Regions from separate parts of the Homo sapiens genome. Here region 2 is linked to region 1. Evidence: read pairs that join two places in POLR2A ChIA-PET (ENCODE). Cell type or tissue: HepG2. All regions are shown on one strand. Each heading gives the region's core, and the rest is flanking DNA. Links, peaks and the distances in the headings are about the cores only.

What was found. ChIA-PET counts read pairs that join two places held together with the same protein. Peaks named below come from ENCODE experiments on the same cell type or tissue, not always from the same donor. Only the 100,000 strongest peaks of a DNase experiment are listed, where the experiment ranks them.
Region 2: POLR2A ChIA-PET joins it to region 1 with 6 read pairs; 4 of 35 experiments call an interaction of 5 or more read pairs at or near these places.

Annotation. Positions count from the first base shown.
Region 1 is chr19:33,096,092-33,106,039 of GRCh38, reverse strand. GPATCH1 (G-patch domain containing 1) reads right to left here. Exons shown (of 20, transcript NM_018025.3): 7 at 9,594-9,833; 8 at 8,138-8,285; 9 at 4,466-4,545. Among named protein-coding and RNA genes, the nearest start is that of GPATCH1, 20 kb to the right of the region's middle. RefSeq lists an enhancer at 113-282. In HepG2, for the core only: no CTCF peak of the experiment used is centred there; DNase peaks (open chromatin) are centred at 4,729 and 5,119.
Region 2 is chr19:32,997,760-33,007,707 of GRCh38, reverse strand. RHPN2 (rhophilin Rho GTPase binding protein 2) reads left to right here. Exons shown (of 15, transcript NM_033103.5): 8 at 4,708-4,895; 9 at 5,305-5,461; 10 at 8,003-8,122. Among named protein-coding and RNA genes, the nearest start is that of FAAP24, 30 kb to the right of the region's middle. In HepG2, for the core only: no CTCF peak of the experiment used is centred there; no DNase peak of the experiment used is centred there.

The DNA.
Region 1 (9,948 bases), core at 2,529-7,528:
CCATCTCTACTAAAAATACAAAAATTAGCCAGGCGTGGTAGCGCACACCTGTAATCTCAGCTACTCGGGGGTGCTGAGGCAGGAGAGTCGCGTAAACCCGGGAGGCAGAGGTCGCAGTGAGCTGAGATTGCGCCACTGCACCCCGGTGCAGAGCTGAAACAGAGCGAGACTCCGTCTCAAACAAAAAAAAAAGAAAGACAAATAAATAATAATAATAGCTGGGCACAGTGGCTCATGCCTATAATCCCAGCACTTTGGGAGGACAAGGTAGGCAGATCACTTAAGGTCAAGAGTTCAAGACCAGCCTGGCCAACATGGTGAAACCCCGTCTCTACTAAAAATACAAAAATTAGCCAGGTGTGGTGGTGGATGCCTGTAATCCCAGCTACTTGGAAGGCTGAGGCAGGAGAATTGCTTGAGCCTGGGAAGCAGAGGTTGCAGTGAGCTGAGATCGCACCACTGCACTCCAGCCTGGGTGACAGAGTGAGACTCCATCTCAAAAATAATAATTAATAATAATAATAACTGTAGTTATTTTTAAATTCATAATTATTTTTTCTAGTTATGTTTCAGTTGCAAATTGAAGCTTCGGGCTTTCTTTTTTCTTTTTCTTTTTTTTTTTTTTTTTGAGACAGAGTCTTGCTCTGTCATCCAGGCTGCAGTGCAGTGGTGCAATCTCAGCTCTGGGTATGCAATTCTCCTGCCTCAGCCTCCCAAGTAGCAGGAATTACAGGCACGCATCACCATGCCTGGCTAATTTTTGTATTTTTAGTAGAGACGGGGTTTCACCATGTTGGCCAGGCTGGTCTCAAACTCCTGACCTCAAATGATCCACCCGCCTCAGCCTCCCAATGTGCTGGAATTACAGGCGTAAGCCACCACGCCTGGCCTATTTTTTCATCCAAGATATTACTATGAATAATGTGAGTAGAGCCAAGAGGACCTGGCCCAGGAGCTAGGAGGGGAGTGGGGACAGGAATTTAAAAACTTTAATTTAAAAGTTGACGGAAGTGAAATGAAAATCTGTTTGGGAAATTTGGGGATTTTTAACACTGACAGGCATGAATGATGGCACAGCAGACAAGGTAAAGGAAAGTACTAAATATTGTTAAATAACTGCATTAAATGGTCTCCCTTGCTCTTGGTCTAACAAATCCACACGTGTTTGTTATTTAAGCTATTTTCTAGACTTTTCTTTACTATTTTTTTCCCCCAAATTCACACTGAAATATTCTCTAGATTTTTAAGCTACATGAAAGCTGAAGTCCATGATGAAGTAACCCTGTGGCTGAAAGCACTGACCCCTCTCTCCCGGCCCCTCTCTCCGCTGGCTCTCAGGTCCAGGTGCATGCTGGACTCGCCTGAGGAGTTGTAACTATACTGATGCCTGCGCCCCACCCCAGAGAGTCTGCTATAACTGGAGTTCCCCAAGCTCCCCAGGTGGTTGTTAAAATACACAGCCTGGGTCAAGCCCCTGGCACAATGAAAGTCCATGAAAGAGTGGTGTTATCATTGTCAAGAAATCCTGTTTTTTTATCATCTTAGCTTCATCACCTTCTGGAGACACACCCCCAAATCAGCCAGAAAACACTCTCATGTTACCACCACACAAAAACCCAGAGGAACATGGCAGAAAGGAGGAGTGTGTCCACAACTTCTCTATATCCTCCATGGGATTCAAAGTATTTCTTTCTTTTTTTTGAGACAGGGTCTCACTCTGTTGCCCAGGCTGGAGTGCAGCAGCCAATCACAGCTCACTGCAGCCTGGACCTCCCAGGCTCAAGCAATCCTCCCACCTCAGGCCCCCAAGAGGCTAGGACTACAGGCACATACCACCACACCCAGCTAATTTTTTTTTTTTTTTGTATTTTTTGTAGAGATGGGGTTTCACCATGTTGCCCAGGCTGGTCTCAAACTCCTGGACTCTAGCGATCTGCCCGCATTGGCCTCCCAAAGTGCTAGGATTACAGGCGTAAGCCACCATGCCCAGTCTTGGATTGAAAGTATTTCTCTCTGTCTGTCTGCCAAATCATTGTTCTGTTTGACCTCTAGATTCAGATCTAGAGAACCATCTAAATCTGTGTGTGAAAGGCTAGATGAACACAGCCCTCCTCTGAAGTGTTCCTGCCCAAAGCCCTACTCCAGAGAAGCGCCAGGAACCCCCAGGACTGTGTCTCTCCACTTAGGGATGTTTGCCCACGACTCTGTATTTGTGTATCTGCTACCTTTGTTGGATGGGAGCTACCTGGGGCCAGGCTGGCCTATTTATCCTAAGGACCAGTGAGTGCTTCTCCATCATTTTTAAACTATGCTTCCTTTTCTTTTTTTTTCTTTTTTTGAGATGGAGTCTTGCTCTGTCACCCAGGCTAGACGTGCAGTGGCACAATCTTGGCTCACTGCAACCTCCACCTTCCAGGCTCAAGTAATTCTCCTGCCTCAGCCTCCCAAGTAGCTGGGTTTACAGACACGTACCACCATGCCTGGCTAATTTTTGTATTTTTAGTAGAGGTGGGGTTTCGCCATGTTGGCCAGGTTGGTCTCGAACTCCTGACCTCAAGTGATCCATCCGCCTCAGCCTCCCAAAGTGTTGGGATTATAGGTGTGAGCCACCGTGCCCGGCCTTATGCTTCCTTTTCATACATGTAAAACACCTGCATTTTCCTTTAATGTTATTTGACATTTCTGGTAATAATAGCAGCTTACTGTATGCCCGACACTGTCCTAGATATATTCTGCTGGCTATCACAACACATGAACTATCACAATGAAACAAATCAAAACTGTCCCCTGGCCTCCCGTGTCCCAGACAAGCACAGGCCAATCCTTAGAGGTACTGAACAAATGTTTGCTGAATAAAAAACAAAAAGCTGATTAAAGCGTGAAACAATCTAAAACAGGAATGCTGACAAGGCAGATGGCCAGACACCCCTCCTGGGCTGGCCAGCACCCTAACTCCCTCCTGAGTGTGCCTGTGAGCATGTGACTTTGGTGGTGACAGGAAGAGCGCCATGTGGCCTAAGAGCTTCACATGTGGCTGTGACAGCATCTCACAAAAACAAAGCAATCTGCAAAGGCACGCAGAGCTCTCCTCCAACTTCACCCACCTGCACACGGCTTCTCTCCCTTCTGCTCGGCCCCAGCTGAGGAGGCCAGGGAACCTTGCCCCTGCTAGCTTCAGAGCATGGGGAGGAACCAGGGCTATGGGTTATCCAGCTTTCTGAATGTTTTCTACTTTTCCTTAACCTACATTTCCCCTAGAATCATAGCAATTTCATTCTCTTTCTAATGTATGTCTCTTTTCATGTAAATAACCACTCACTTGAAGTTTGAATTTGAAATATTAGCGGCCGGGCGCGGTGGCTCACGCCTGTAATTCCAGCACTTTGGGAGGCTGAGGCAGGCGGATCACAAGGTCAGGAGTTCAAGACCAGCCTGACCAACATGGTGAAACCCCATCTCTACTAAAAATACAAAGATTAGCCAGCCGTGGTGGTGCACGCCTGTAATCCCAGCTACTCAGGAGGATGAGGCAGGAGAATCGCTTGAATTTGGGAGGCGGAGGTTGCGGTGAGCTGAGATTGCATCACTACACTGCAGCCTGGGTGACAGAACAAGACTCCATCTCAAAAAAAAAAAAAAAAATAGAAATTAGATATTTTTATCACAATGTAGCTACTGACTGATATTTCTTTTCTTTTCTTTTCGATACGGAGTTTTGCTCTTGTCGCCCAAGCTGGAGTGCAATGGTGCGATCTTGGCTCGCTGCAACCTCTGCCACCCAGGTTCAAGCAATTCTCCCTGCCTCAGCCTCCCGAGTAACTGGGATTACAGGCGCCCACCACCACACCTAGCTAATTTTTGTATTTTTAGTAGAGATGGGGTTTTGCCATATTGACCAGGGTGGTCTCAAACTCCTAACCTCAGGTGATCTGCCAACCTTGGCCTCCCAAAGTGCTGGGATTACAGGCGTGAGCCACCACGCCTGGCCAACTGATTTTTTTTTTTTTTTTTTGAGACAGAGTTTTACGTGTTGTCCAGGCTGGAGTGCAGTGGTGTGATCTTGGCTCACTGTAACCTCCACCTCCTGGGTTCAAGTGATTCTCCCACCTCAGCCTCCCTAGTAGCTGGGATTACAGGCATGCGACACCACGTGCGGCTAATTTTGTATTTTTAGTAGAGACGGGGTTTCTCCATGTTGGTCAGGCTGGTCTTAAACTCCCGACCTCAGGTGATCCACCCACCTTGGCCTCCCAAAGTGCTGGGATTACAGGTATGAGCCACTGCGCCTCGCCCTGGTATTTCTAATGTAGAATGTTTTTCTAGACAATCACTAGTAACCAGGCTGTTGTTTTTTGAAAACAGAATTTACTTATCTTTCCTGTTGTTAATAGAACTCAGATCACATAGCAGCAAATATTTTAAGAACTAAACCAGTAAAAAAAGAAAGAAAAAAAGTTTTTCTTACTTTCTTAGAAGATAAAGGTTTAGAAGCCAAGGAAAATCCATCCAAAATTTTGCCAACGTACCGAAGGTCTTTCTCTGATTCTACAAAATGATGTCATAGATTAATTCCAGAAGTAGAGATGATTAGAATAAGACAGAACACATCAGCATTTTACGTTCTTATCTCTAAGAACATAAATAGTACGTGTCATACATGCTATCACTCAACAGCAGCAGTAAAGGGAAGAACAAGTGGTAAGCAAAGCCCCACACCTCTGTTGACTCAGTGACTAAGGCCCGGCCCACACCGCCCTGGACAGATTGGGCTACCCAGGTCACAAGGCTGTGGTCCTCCAAGACAAGCATATTGACGTGATTTTTAGAAGAAGTACCTTAGGGGCACCAAAGGATATACCCCGTGGAGTAAAAGATCAAGAAAAACCACCAAAAGGACAAGCATGGAGGAAAATACAAATCACAACTGTGAGAGCGTCATGTGTAAAACTAGGTGAAGAACTACAGGGTGACTACCTGGCCATCTCCTTAGCAACAATCCAAATAGGGATGAAAGGCAATGCCACCAGGTCAGCCTGTAATCTTTAACAAGACATAAAGATCACAGACATAGGAAACTGAATGACCAATGCCCTCTGACCTGGAGGTGGGGATCGTCTTCTGGTCATAGAGACAACCCCACCAACAAAAGCTCTTTGATTTGATTCTCAAGGTTTTCCTGCACGTACTGGTTACGCCAAAAGTCCGTATAAATGAACTGTATTCTCTGCACTCAAAAGCCCCTTCTGAAAAAAAAAAAAAGCCCCTTCTACATGACCATCAAAAGCTCTTTCACAGGCTAGGAGCTCAGGCCTGAAGCAGGAACAGCAAGCAGTGCAGATGAGCTAAGGCTTTTAGCCACTCATCATTCAGCACCACCACATCTCTCCCCTCCCCACAAAACCATTCTTTGTGCTTTGACTCCTGTTGGGCTTTTTTTTTTTTTTTTTTTTTTTGAGATGGAGTCTCGCTCTGTCACCAGGCTAGAGTACAGTGGCACAATCTTGGCTCACTGCAACCTCTGCCTCCTGGGTTCAAGTGATTCTCGTGCCTCAGCCTCCCGAGTAGCTGGCATTACAGGCATGTGCCACCACACCCAGCTAATTTTTGTATTTTTAGTAGAGACGAGGTTTTACCATGTTGGCCAGGATGGTCTCGATCTCCTGACCTCGTGATCTGCCTGCCTCAGCCTCCCAAAGTGCTGGGATTACAGGTGTAAGCCAATGCACCTGGCATGTTGGGCTTTTTTTAAAGCTTCTAGAACTTACTAAAATTTCTTCAGGTAATGTGGGATTCAATTTCACATTCTTGGAACTTGTATTATCTCAAAACCCAGAAATTTCATGTTTATGAGTTCATTCTGAAGAATTCTGAAGAAATAAACAAATGTACATAAAGACAGAATCAGAAAAATATTCATTATAGCCCTATTGATCATGGAAAAAAAAAATGAGAATTTAAAAATCAACCATGGCCAGCCATGGTAGCTCACGCCTGTAATTCCAGCACTCTGGGAGGCCGAGGCGGGCGGATCACCTGAGGTCGGGAGTTCAAGACCAGCCTGGCCAACATGATGAAACTCCATCTCTACTAAAAACACAAAAATTAGCTGGGCGTGGTAGCAGGCGCCTGTAATCCCAGCTCCTTGGGAGGCTGAGGCAGGAGAATTGCTTGAACCCGGGAGGCATAGGCTGTGGTGAGCCAAGATCAGGCCATTACACTCCAGCCTGGGCAACAAGAGGGAAATTCCTTCTTCAAAAAAAAAAAAAAAAAAAAATTAGCTGGGCGTGGTGGTGCACACCTGTAATCCCAGTTACTCAGGAGGCTGAGGCAAGAGAATCGCTTGAACCCGGGGGACGGAGGTTGCAGTGAGCCGAGATCATGCCACTGCTCTCCAGCCTGGGTGACAGAGTGAGACTCTGTCTCAAAAAAAAAAAATTTAAAAATGTAAAAAATCAACCGTGGAGACTAGGTAAAATAAAGATAGATTCACCGAATAGAAAATCATACAGTCAAAACTACAGATGCTGTGACCCTGCAGGGGGGGAGAGAGGAAGCTGGGGGAGAGAGGCCACAGCAGAGAGGGACAAGGACAGGCTCGGAGCTCAGTGGAAGGAGTGAGAACCAATCAGCTGGGGGCAAAGCTGGTGCACGAGGGAAAAGTGAAAGATGTGGTTCAGCAGGCGGACTTAAATATATGTCATTACATATCATTAATTATTAAAGGATTGATATATTGTTATTAATATGTTGTATATTAAATATCATTTATATTAACAGATATAGGATATTATCAATTTCATACTCCCACCACTTTTAATAAATAATGAATAATTAAAATAGATCAATACATTACTATGTAATAATGTATTGGTATGTTACATAATATACCAATAGTATTGATATATTAATTATATAAAATATAAATCATATACAATATATAATGGTATATTGATTATAATATAGTATTAAAATTAAATAGTATATTATGATATATTAATATATCTTCATTTAAGTTATATAAAAATAATCCATAGTTTGGGGACAGAAATCAGAAACTATAGGGAGGCAAAAGGAAGAAGGCTCAGAAGCTAAATGACTCAGGGGAAAAAAAAAGAAAAACATTGGAAGGAAAAAAAAAAGGAAGTAAGTACTAGCAGCCCACTGACCACCCGGAGGTTAAGTCTCCTAACACTGGGTACACATGCCCTTCCAGTGTCCTGTGTAAAACCCTGGGTTCCCTGTCATACCATCCCAGTCAAGTGACACATGACTGTATGATAACCAAAGAATAGTAGGTGCCACTTCTTCAGTCTTTGGGACAGGTGCTTTGCCAGACACTGAGTTATGCCACTTAATCCTCACAACCACCTCTGGAGTGGATTTTATCCTCACTTTACAAATGTGGACTCCAATGCCCAGAGAGGTTATGAGCCTTGCCTAAGGTCACAAAGCTGGGCAATGGAGAGCTGGCATCCAAACCCAGGTCTGACTGACTCCAAATCACATGCTGCTAATACCGACTCTACACTGTCTGGCCCTGCACCTTTTCTGGAAACAACTGAAATGTGACTTCAAACCACAGGATCTGATTCACCTTGAAATTTCAACACAGCATGAAGTTAAAGTTGTGTTGAGAGATGTCAGCCTCTTATCCCAACAAGAGCCTCCTCAGAGCCAGGGACTCAAGGGAGAAGACGGACTGGGCGCCCAGCTCCATCTTGCTGCAGGCTGTTGGTGTACCTGCCTCCTGGTCCCCTGGCTTGACCTTCTGACCTGCTGCATGTGTTGGCCTCCTTTGGCCACCTGCCCAGTTCCTCGAGCTCTGGGTGCTTCCCTTTGACCCACTGCCAGCTCTGACCAGCCATGTGGTCACTGGTCCAGGCATTCCTCTTTCCCTGATTACAGACCTCTCCCTCCCTCCCACCTGGGCCCCACCTTGACAGCTGGCTTTGGCCTTGGCCAGGTCTGAATCCTGCATTTGTTTCACTTCCCATGCTGGGCCTCGCTTCTTTGTTTTGTTTCTTACCGTGACTTTGACCAACAACAGAGGCTGGTGCTCCTGTATCGCTCTTGCAGCCCCTCCTTCCTGATACCCTGACACTTGGTCCTGCCATTAGGTTTGTGGCTGTCGAATTACCTTTCTGGTTTTTATACTGCCTGGGTGCTGTCCAGCCATAGAGTCCGTCTCCAGGCTCCTCGTCCTTCAGAACAGTGTCATACTTGGATAGAGTTTCTGTGGCATAGATATCATCATCTTCCTCTTCCAGGGCACCTACACCAAAAGCCTTTAAAAAAACAAGGTTTCAAACTGAGCACAGGTGTTAGGGTATGTCTGGGATCTTCAGGGATAAAGCTACTTTAAGGATGTGATTGGAAACCATGTTAGCACTTCAAGATCACCAAGAGAGAAGTGAACGGGGGTCCCAGATCGACCAACACACACACAAGTTTTCTGGAAAACAGTGACCAGAGGTGAATGCCATGTCCCTACTGCCAACACTGCCCTCCAGTCCCCACAACAGCCATGGCTCCAGGTCCCAGCACAGGAAGAGGAGTGGAGAACAAAGCCAAGCAGCAGTGCAGGGGTGGAAATGTGGCTTCCAAGAGGAGAAAGGAAGAAATGTTCATCAACTGATCAATGCGGCCTGGGCCAACGCTGGTGGCTGGGGTCTAAGGGCCGCTGCTACTCTACTGCCCGCTGGAAGAACTCCTACTCTCTGCGGAAAGGAGCCTCTAACAAGTAGCATTTTTGTTTAAAAGACTGAAAAAAAAACACGTTTATAAAAAGAAAAGGTGGGCCGGGCGCAGTGGCTCACGCCTGTAATCCCAGCACTTTGGGAGGCCGAGGCGGGTGGATCACCTGAGGTCAGGAGTTCAAGACCAGCCTGACCAACATGGAGAAACCCCATCTCTACTAAAAATACAAAATTAGCCGGGGTGGTGGCGCATGCCTGTAATCTCAGCTAGTCAGGTGGCTGAGGCAGGAGAATCGCTTCAACCCGGGAGGTGGAGGTTGCGGTGAGCCGAGATCGCGCCATTGCACTCCAGCCTGGGCAACAAGAGTCAAACTCTGTCTCAAAAAAAAAAGAAAGAAAGAAAGAAAGAAAAGGTGGCCAGGCGCAGTGGCTCATGCCTGTAATCCTAGCACTTTGGGAGGCCGAGGCAGGTGGATCATCTGAAGTCAGGAGTTCGAGACCAGCCTGGCCAACATGGTGAAACCCCGTCTCTACTAAAAATACAAAAATTAGTGGGGCATGGTGGCACATGCCTATAATCCCAGCTATTCAGGAGGCTGAGGCAGGAGAATCACTTGAACCCAGGAGACAGAGGTTGCAGTAAGCCAAGATCGCACCACTGCACTCCAGCCTGGGTAACAGAGCGAAACCCCGTCTCAAAAAAAAACAGAAATGGTAATAATGAAATGGCAAAGTCACCATTTTAAAAATGCATTTTAAGAAAGAATCTTTGACCTGATTCCACTTGAGGATTAGGGGGAAAAAAAAAGAAAATAAAGAACCTCTAAAAAGAAGAAAGAAAGAAAGTAGACTCATTTATCAATGACTCCCCCTTTATAAAATAGAAAATAATTTTACCTGGCCTGAAATTCCCAATTTTCTTCCTTTATTCAGTCCAATTTCTCCAAGATCGCCAGCTCTCTCAGAACCACCACTGAAAAGATTAAAATGTTCTCCCGAAGTTCCAAACAGTGCCTGGTGGGGATCCAGGCCCTTGTAAGCTAGACCATGCACATTATCTTTAGGTGTGAAATCCACAGGTGTGACATCTTTGGGTGCAAAGGTCACATTATCAGGCAAGTAGTCATCATCTTCACCCTATTTCCGTTTAAAGTGGAATTAAGGTGAGTCACTGAAGGATGCAAAGTAAACCCACAAAATACTAATTGAAAACGCAGTGATTAATGCCACACAGAACAATTAGCAAACTTTC
Region 2 (9,948 bases), core at 2,695-7,694, 98 kb after region 1:
CATGGTGAATCCTGTGGCTGACGATCTTTTCCAGACAAGTGGCCCCTGGGATGGCAGTGCATAACTGTTTCTTTCAACACTGTCATGAAGAGCAGAATAACTTTTCCCAAATAGTGAAACTGTAGGCTTCTTTTTCTTGTATTAGGTGTACCTTATCAGTGCGTATTACTCTCCGTGCCTTTATTTATTTATTTATTTATTTATTTATTTATTTATTTATGAGATGGAGTTTTGCTCTTGTTGCACAGGCTGGAGCGCAGTGGCATGGTCTCGGCTCACTGCAACCTCCACCTCCTGGTTTCAAGCAATTCTCCTGCCTCAGCCTCCTGAGTAGCTGGGATTACAGGCACCCGCCACCACACCTGGCTAATTTTTGTATTTTTAGTAGAAATGGGGTTTCGCCATGCTGGCCAGGCTGGTCTCGAACTCCTGACCTCAGGTGTTCCGCCTGCCTCAGCCTCCCAGAATGCTGGGATTACAGGCATGAGCCACCGCACCCTGCCCCTCCATGCCTTTATATCACCTGCATTCTGCCAACTTCTCCAGCATGAGGTGGGTGTTCTCAACCCTTTGTCAAGTGATGCATTCAAAGGATGTCTCATAGCTCAGTTCCCTTCTTCTGGGAACTGTCTTTTGTTATTTTATTTTATTTATTTGTTTATTTTGAGATAGAGTCTTGCTCTTGTCACCCAGGCTGGAGTGCAGTGGCACAATCTCTGCTCACTACGACGTCTGCCTACTGGGTTCAAGTAATTCTTCTGCCTCAGCCTCCCAAGTAGCTGGGATTACAGGCGCCTGCCACCATGCCTGGCTAATTTTTGTATTTTTAGTAGAGATGAGGTTTTGCCATGTTGGCCAGGCTGGTCTCAAACTCCTGACCTCAGGTAATCTTAGTATGAGAATGAGGTGCGGTGTTGAGGAGAAAAGCAGCCTAGTGCTTACACCTATAGAGGACTGGGGTCAACAGACCCAGCGCTGTGGGTGAGCCTGGCTTGGCTCACCTGTGCCTGCGGGTTCTGCCTTGCTCCCCCATAGCAGGGCTGTGTCTGGGTCAGACTCCACGTGGGGATGGATGCAAGAGCAGGGCACAGTGTAGACCACAGTGTGTTCCCCACGCTAGCTCTATAGCGTGTTGCCTTCTGGGCTGATCATCGACATTCTGCTTTGGGGTGTGATCCCCTTCCACCCGTGTGGATCATTGTTTGATATCACTTTGCCCTGCAAGCTTGTGAAGAACCATAGCTTTGCCACTTTGACTCATCGTGAAATTTCTGATGTTATAATGATTGGTCCTACCAGCCTGGGCCACACAGGAGGACCCCATCTCTACAAAATATTTAAAAATTAGCCAGGCGTGGTGGTGTATGCCCGTAGTTCCAGCTACTCCAGTGGCTAAGACGGGAAGATCACTTAAGCCCAGGAGTTTGAGGCTGCAGTGAGCTATGATTGCACCACTGTACTCTAGCCTGGGTGACAGAGTAAGACTCCATCCCTAAAAAGAATTTTTTTTTTTTAAATTAATGAAATAGGCTGGGCATGGTGGCTCATGCCTGTAATCCCAGCACTTTAGGAGGCTGAGGTGGGTGGATTGCTGGAGCCCAGGAATTTGAGATCAGTCTGGGCAACAAGGCGAAACTCCATCTCTACAAAAAGTACAAAAGTTAGCTGGGCCTGGTGGTGCATGCCTGTAGTCTCAGCTACTTGGGAGGCTGAGACAGAAGGATCAGCCGAGGTTGTGGTAAGCCAAGATCGCGCCATTGCACTCCAGCTTGGGCGACAGAGCAAGACCCTGTCCCAAAAAATAATTAATTAATTAAAAAAATAAAAGATTGGTCTATCGGGATGAAGCGATATGCTAAGATTCCAAGTATGAGTTGATTTCTTTTGCTGTAAATCTTTTTTCTGGACTCATCTTTCTGAGGAATCTTAGGCAGGCACTCTGTGTCCTGTCTCTGAGATTATATCAATGGAGACAAACTATAGACGAAATGAAGCAAGTAGGAGAACAGTGGGGAGTGTGAGGGAACCCCCATGGAGCTCGCAGCTCAAAACAGCAGGTGCCATCCCTCCGCAGGGCAGGGCTTTTTTTTTTTTTTTTTTGCTCAGCAACAAAACCAGAGGAACCAGTTGGATGGGATTCATATGAGAGATTCTATTTCAGTTCCAGATTGATTGTCAGTTAGCGCTTTGGACAGTTAATTTTCTAAACTACAAAGAAGTCAGAGGAAGGCTGCAGCATGAAAATTTCCATTGGAGCAGACGGATTGAGATTTTTTTTTTTTTTTTTTTTTTTTTGAGACAGAATCTCACTCTGTCGCCCAGGCTGGAGTGCAGTGGCGAGATCTCGGCTCACTGCAGCCTCTGCTTCCCGGGTTCAAGTGATTCTCCTGCCTCAGCCTCCGGAGTAGCTGGGATTATAGGCGTGCACCACCACACCTGGCTAATTTTGTATTTTTGGTAGAGATGGGCTTTTGCCATGTTGGCCAGGCTGGTCTTGAACTCCTGACCTCAGGTGATCCGCCCACCTCGGCCTCCCAAAGTGCTGGGATTAGAGGCATGAGCCACCACGCCTGGCCAGAATAGATCTTTCTTGAGGTCCAGGGGAAAAGCCCTGGACTGCTGAATGACTCAGATCTTATGTGTGAGCCTGGTCCCCTGTGAGCCCCTTAGTCCTTCTGCCTGCCGTCTGCTTGCATCTCCATACCTGTCGTGATGGAATTTTGTCCCAGGTGACACAGGAGTTGTGGGGAGCAGGCTGGTTTCTTTACTCAATAGAGATGTGTTTTGGAAGGTAATCCAATTTTTAAAAATTGGGTTAAAAGGCTGGGTGGGGTGGCTCACGCCTGTTATCCCAGCACTTTCAGTGGCCGAGGCAGGCAGATCACCTGAGGTCAGGAGTTCGAGACCAGCCTGGCCAACATGGTGAAACCCCGTCTGTACTAAAAATACAAAAATTAGCTGGGTGTGGTGGTGGACACCTGTAATCCCTGCTACTTGGGAGGCTGAGGCAGGAGGATCGCTTGAACCTGGGAGGCAGAGGTTGCAGTGAACTGAAATCACACCACTGCACTCCAGCCTGGGTGTTTATTTATAAATAAATAAATAAATAGTGTTAAAATATACATATATAACTTAAAATGTACTATTTTAACCAGTTTTTTTATTATAGTAAAATAACACAGAACATAAAATTACCATTTTAATTATTATCTTAAATTTTAAAAATTTTAAAATTATCCTGCCAACCAGAAGCACATTTTAACCATTTTTAAGTGTGCAGTTCAATGGCATTAAGTGCATTTGTACATTCATAGTGTTGTGCAGCCATTACCACTAAACATCTCCAGAAGTTAAAAACTTTTTTTGTTGGTTAGGCAAGGTGGCTCACACCTGTAATCTCAGCACTTTGGGAGGCTGAGTCAGGAGGATCACTTGAATCCAAGAGTGGAGACCAGTCTGAGCAACATAGGGACACCCCATCTGTACAAAAAATTTTAAAATTAGCTTGGTGTAGGGTGGCACATGGCTGTAGTCCCAGCTCTTCAGGAGACTGAGGTGGGAGGACCGCTTGAGCCCAGGAGTTTGAGGCTGCAGTGAGCCATGATTGTGCCACCGCACTCCAGTCTGGGCAACAGAGTGTGATCTTGTCTCAAAAATAAATAAAATAAATACATTTTTAAAAAGTATATATTTTTTAAGAGACAGGGGTCTCAGTACGTTGCCCAGGCTGGTCTTGAACTCTTAATGTCAAGCAACCCTCCCACCTCAGCCTCCTTTATAGCTGGGATTACAGGCAGCAGCCCCTGTGCCCAGCTATCTCCGGAACTTTTTCATCATCCAAAGCAAAGCTCTGTACTCAGTTAAACAATAACTTCCCATTGCCCGCTTTTCCAGCCCCAGCTAACCTCTATTCTCCTTTCTATTTCTGTGAATTTGACTATTCCGGGTACCTTATCTAAATGGAATCCTACAATATTGGTCCTTTTGTGACTGGCTTGTTTCACTTAGCATAATGTCCTTATTTACACTGTACCATGTGTCAGAATTTCATTCCTTTTTAAGGCTGAAAAATATTCTGTTGTATGGATAGGCCACATTGTGTTTAATCATTCATCTGCTCATGGACGTCTGGGTGGTTTCCACTTTTCAGCTCTTGTGAATAATGTTGCTATTAACACGGGTGTTCAAGTGTCATTTAAGCCCCCACTTTCAATTGTTTGGGGATATATATCATAGGAGTGGAATTGCTGGACCATATAATTGAGAATCAAATTTTTTAATATGTTGTAGGACACCGGTTCTTTTTTTTTTCTCCTGTCTTTTCCTTTTTTTTTTTTTTTTTTTTTTTTTGAGACAGAGTCTTGCTCTGTCACCCAGGCTGGAGTGCAGTAGTGAGATCTCAGCTCACTGCAACCTCTGCCTCCTGGGCTCAAGCAATCCTCCTGCCTCAGCCTCCAGAGGAGCTGAGACTATAGTCGCACACCATCACACCCGGCTAATTTTTGTATTTTTTGTAGAGACAGGGTTTCACCACGTTGCCCACGCTGGTCTTGAATTCCTGATACAAGTGATCTGCTCACTTCGGCCTCCCAAAGTGTTGGGATTATGGGCATGAGCCACCGCACTCGGCCTCCTATCTTTCTCTATAGCAACGTGATGAAGTAAATATGAACCCGAACTAATGGGCAAAACATTTTCCACTTTTAGGGGTTTTAAATTACCTGAAAGACACATTTACCCATACTCCAAGTTACGACATGAGCCCTGCCATGCTCAGCGTGCTCGTCAAAATGATGCTTGCACAAGCCCAAGAAAGCGTGTTTGAGAAAATCAGCCTTCCTGGGATCCGGAATGAATTCTTCATGCTGGTGAAGGTGGCTCAGGAGGCTGCTAAGGTAGGACTCCCTGGTTCCTGTGACTTTGGGGAGTGGGCAGGAGATGCTGGCACAGGAGCACTGGAAGTAGCGGGGCCTTCCCATGGGAGCTTGCCTGTGACCTGGGCATTGTGCCAGCTCCGGCCAGTACTGCTGGCTTGAGTTTTCTTGGCAAGTGTTGGTGTTTCAGATACAGATCACTGATTCCATCTGCAGCTTAACCTAAAAACCAGCATAATGACAGCAGCCTGATCCCCCTGTTAACTGTGACAATGACAGAACGAGGGGTCTCTTGGAGTTGCTCCCAGATTCTGGAGCAGCCCCTGGCAGGGGCTGTTGCATGGGAAGAAGAAAGGGCTCTTTCTCTGCAAATGGGTTCATGAGGGCCCTTGTGCCGGGCTGCCCCTTCCCAGTGTCCCTTCTATTTCAGGTGGGAGAGGTCTACCAACAGCTACACGCAGCCATGAGCCAGGCGCCGGTGAAAGAGAACATCCCCTACTCCTGGGCCAGCTTAGCCTGCGTGAAGGCCCACCACTACGCGGCCCTGGCCCACTACTTCACTGCCATCCTCCTCATCGACCACCAGGGTAAGGCCTGGGGGGTTCGGGAGTTTGGCGAGGGCTGTGGTCCAGCTGCCCCAGGGGCGATTCTGAGCTGAGTGAGAGCTAACTGCCTTCCCTGGAGATGCTCACAGGCTGAAGGCAGAGGATGGGAGTGACCCATGACTGAGGCAGCTGCCGCACAGGCCATGGTGGGGTTAGGGGTTATAAGCTTCTTTAGAGGGAGGAAGAAGAGGCACCTTTAATTCTGCCTGGGTGCAAGAGGATGAATTTTCACCTGGAATCTAGAATCTAAGGGAAGGCCAAAAATGCTGGCATCAAGATAAGTAACATTTTAAGGTAATATTTTAAAAGAATCAAAATTAATGCAGGCCAGGTGCTGTGGCTCATGCCTGTAATCTCAGCACTTTGGGAGGCCAAGGCAGGCAGATCATTTGAGGTCAGGAGTTTGAGACCAGCCTGGCCAACATGGTGAAACCCTGTCTCTACTAAAAATACAAAAATTAGCAGGGCATGGCACGTGCCTCTAATCCTAGCTACTCGGGTGACTGAGGCAGGAGAATGGCTTGAGCCAGGGAGGTGGAGGTTGCAGTGAGCCGAGATTGTGCCACTGCACTCCAGCCTGGGTGACAGAGCAAGACTCCATCTCAAAAAAACTAATAATAATAAAATAAAAATTAATGCAAAAAAAATCTGTGATGATCGGAATTTTATTTTATTTTATTATTTTATTTATTTTATTTTATTGTTAGAGATGGGGCTGGAGTGCAGTGGTATGATCATGGCTCACTGCCTTCTTGAACTCCTGGGCTCAAGCGATCCTCCCAATTCAGCCTCCCAAATAGCTGGGAATACAGGCACATGCCACTACACCAGTTAATTAAAAAAAATTTTTTTTTTATAGAGATGGAGTCTCACTATGTTGCCTAAGTTGGTTTCAAACTCTTGGCCTCAAGCAGTTGTCCTGCCTTGGCCTCCCCAAAGTGTTGGGATTACAGGCATGAGCCATGGTGCCTGGCCAGGGATTTTTGATCTAATGAGTACTAATCCAGGCAGCCTCCCAAGGAATTAAAAAGACAGCCTCTGGAGCCAGACTTCCTGGGTTCATATCTCAGCTCTTCCATGAATGAGCTGTTTTACCTTGGGCAAGTTACTTAGCTGTCCTCTGCCTCAATTTTCTCATCTGTAAAATGGGTATATGGAGAGAACCTGCCTCACAGGCTGTCATGAAAACGAAAACGAAGGGCCTGTACGCAAAGCTCAATAATGCTTTATATACTGTAGGTTCTCTGAAAGTGTGAGCCGCCACTCCTAGTACTATATAGTCTATTAGGTGAGACAAGATGTGAAAACAAATAGAAATACCATATAGTGCCTCGGTGATTGCTGTAGAGACACAAATGCAGCAGCAGGTGGACTCCATGGTACAGTCATGGATGGCTTCTTAGAGGCAGTGACATTTGAGTTCAACTTTTCCATCTGCACAGGAGGGAAGGGTCAGCCTAGAGGGAGTAAAGTGTCTGAGCACAGAACAGAGGCGGAGGGTGCTGGGGAAGTGGAGAGTGGTTTTGTGAGGTTTGAGAGCAGGATGCGCGCCACGAAGGGTGTGGTTGAAGCAGGAAGGGGCTCTGCTGCAGGTGTGCAGGCCCGCAGAGGGGTGCAGGCCGGGCATGACAGGGTCTGGGCTATGCCAGGAGGTTCTGTGTGGTGGGTGAGTTGGAGGAGGTAGCGTGTGGGGGCTCAGGGTCAAATTACAAACCTTGCCGGGTGTGGTGGCTCACGCCTATAATCCCAGCACTTTGGGAGGCCGAAATCGGTGTGGATCACGAGGTCAGGACCAGCCTGGCCAAGATGCTGAAACCCCATCTCTACTAAAAATACAAAAATTAGCCGGGCATGGTGGCATGTGCCTGTAATCCCAGCTACTCGGGAGGCTGAGGCAGGAGAATCGCTTGAACCCGGGAGGTGGAGGTTGCAGTGAGCCAAGATCACACCACTGCACCCAAGCCTGGGTGACAGAGCGAAACTCCATCTCAAAAAAAAAAAAAAAAATTATGAACCTCTGGAGTGTGACTGGTCCCAGTGAGCAAGAGCTTTGGGGTAGCCAGGCATAGTGGCTCACACATTTGATCCCAGCACTTTGGGAGGCTAAGGCAGGAGGATCGTTTGAACCCAGGGGTTTGAGACCAGCCTGGGCAATGTAGCAAGACCTTGTCTTTACAAAAAAATTTAAAAATTAGCCTGGCATGTGGTGGTGCATGTCTGTAGTCCTAACTACTCAGGAGGTGAGGTGGGAGGATCACTTGAGCCCAGGAGTTCAAGGCGGCAGTGAACTATGATTGTGCCATTGCACTCCAGCCTGGTAACAGAGTGAGACCGTCTCAAAGAAAAGAAAACCTTGAGGGTTAGACGGCCTGGGGTGTGTCCGGGGGCAGAAAGGAGACCCATGATCCCAAATGCCTTGTGAAACTGCAGAAAAAAGGAAGCTGGAGACATGGTAGAGAAATCTCTACGTGGGTCTGTGGCCAGGTCCATGAGAGGGGATTTAACCTGTGGTTCTCTTTGCAGTGAAGCCAGGCACGGATCTGGACCACCAGGAGAAGTGCCTGTCCCAGCTCTACGACCACATGCCAGAGGGGCTGACACCCTTGGCCACACTGAAGAATGATCAGCAGCGCCGACAGCTGGGTGCGTGTCCCCCTGCACCCAGATGTGGGCCCCACTTGGTGCCCAGCTGGTCCTGCTCACAGCCAGCCACAGAGAGGTCCCTGAAGAGGGCCCGGGAGAGGGGGGTGTTCCGAGTCATCGTGGCCACTTTGGGTTCAGAAGTCATGAGGCGCGGTCCTGAGCCTCAGAGGGCTTCCCAGGCTGTGTTCTCATGGGTTCCATAGCACCCAGGCCTCCCACTGTGGAGCCAGGACTTTAACCATCTCCCTTGGGGTCCACAGGGTGGCATGTGTCACGCTAACAGGGAAGGAGACGTTTGTTGATTTCCTTATGCATGGCTGAATTACCAAGAACACCTAATGACTGGTAATGCAGTGTCCTGGTTTGGTCTCTGCCATGTCTCAGTGTGAATATCTCTTCCCATGTGCAGACCTCACCTCCACCACCCTAACCTGCCCCTCTGCGCACCACCCATGCACACATACGCAGCTTCTCCGTCTCAGTGATGGCAACTCCCACCCCTCTAGGTGCTCAGGCCAGAAACCTTGGACTCACTCTCCACGCTTCTTTTCTTTCCTCCTCTTTCCCATCCCCTCCCCTCTGCTCCCCTCCCCTCTCCTCCCCTCTGTTCCCCTCCCTTCCCCTCCTCTCCTGTTCTCTCCTCTCCTCTTCCCTCCCCTGTTACCCTCCGCTCCCCTTCTCTCTCCTCCTCTCTTCTCCCCTCCTTTCCTCTCTCCTCTGGTCCTCCCTCTCCCTCCCCTCCTTCCTCTCCTCCCCTCACCCTTCCCCTCTCCCCTCCTCCCCTCCCCTCTCCTCTCCTTTCCTTGTTCCTTGTTGCTTTCCTTTTCTCTCCCTTTCCTCTCCTCTCTCCTTTATTCTTTCCTTCTTTCCTTTCTCTCTCTCTCCTCCCCATCTACCCGTCCTCCCTCCTTTCCTCTTTCCTTTTCTTTCATTTGTTTTCTTTGACAGCATCTTGCTGTCCCCCAGGCTGCAGTGCAGTAGTGCAATCACAGCTCAGTGCAGCCTCGAACTCCTGGCTTCAAGTGATCTTCCTGCCTCAGCCTCCTGAGTAGCTGGGACTACAGGCATGCACCACCACGCCCGGCTAATATTGTAAAAAGGTTTTTGTAGAGATGCGGTCTCACTATGTTGCCCAGGCTGGTTTTGAACTCCTGGCCTCCAGCGATCCTCCTGCCTCTGTCTCCCAAAGTGCTGGGTTTACAGGCATGAGCCACCACACCTAACCTCTTGTCTTACTTTCTCACCCTACATTTGATTAGCAAATCCCTTTGGCTGTACTTAGAAAACATATCTCAAATCTGGCCACTTTAATCCTGCTGCCCTGGTGGAAGCCACATGTGTACAGTGCTTATTTAACAAACATTCACTCACTTAAACCCCACACAACACTATGAGGTGCGTCTCGTGGCATCCCCATTTTACAGCTGAGGAAACTGAGACCCAGAGAGGTCACGTGGCTTGCCCTGCTCATAGCGGGTTTTCCTGCTGCCCCTTCAGAGCCTGGTCGTGCAGGTCAGATCACATCAGTCCCCTGCTCTCACTCCAGTGGGCTCCCGTCTCACGCAGAACAGGAGCGAGAGCCCTCATCTCACACGCGTGAGGTCCGCCATGATCTGGCCTGGCTCTTTCTTCCCTGCACTCATTCTCTCCCACCCTCCCTGCCTCCAGGCACACCCTAGCTCCTCCTTGCCCTTGAAAACCTGCACGTGCCCCTGCCCCAGGGCCCTCGCACCTGCTGCTCTTTCACATCAATCAGGGCTCTGCTCAAAAAGGACCATATCACAAAGCTTTCCTTGGCCGGGTGTGGTGGCTCACACCTGCAATCC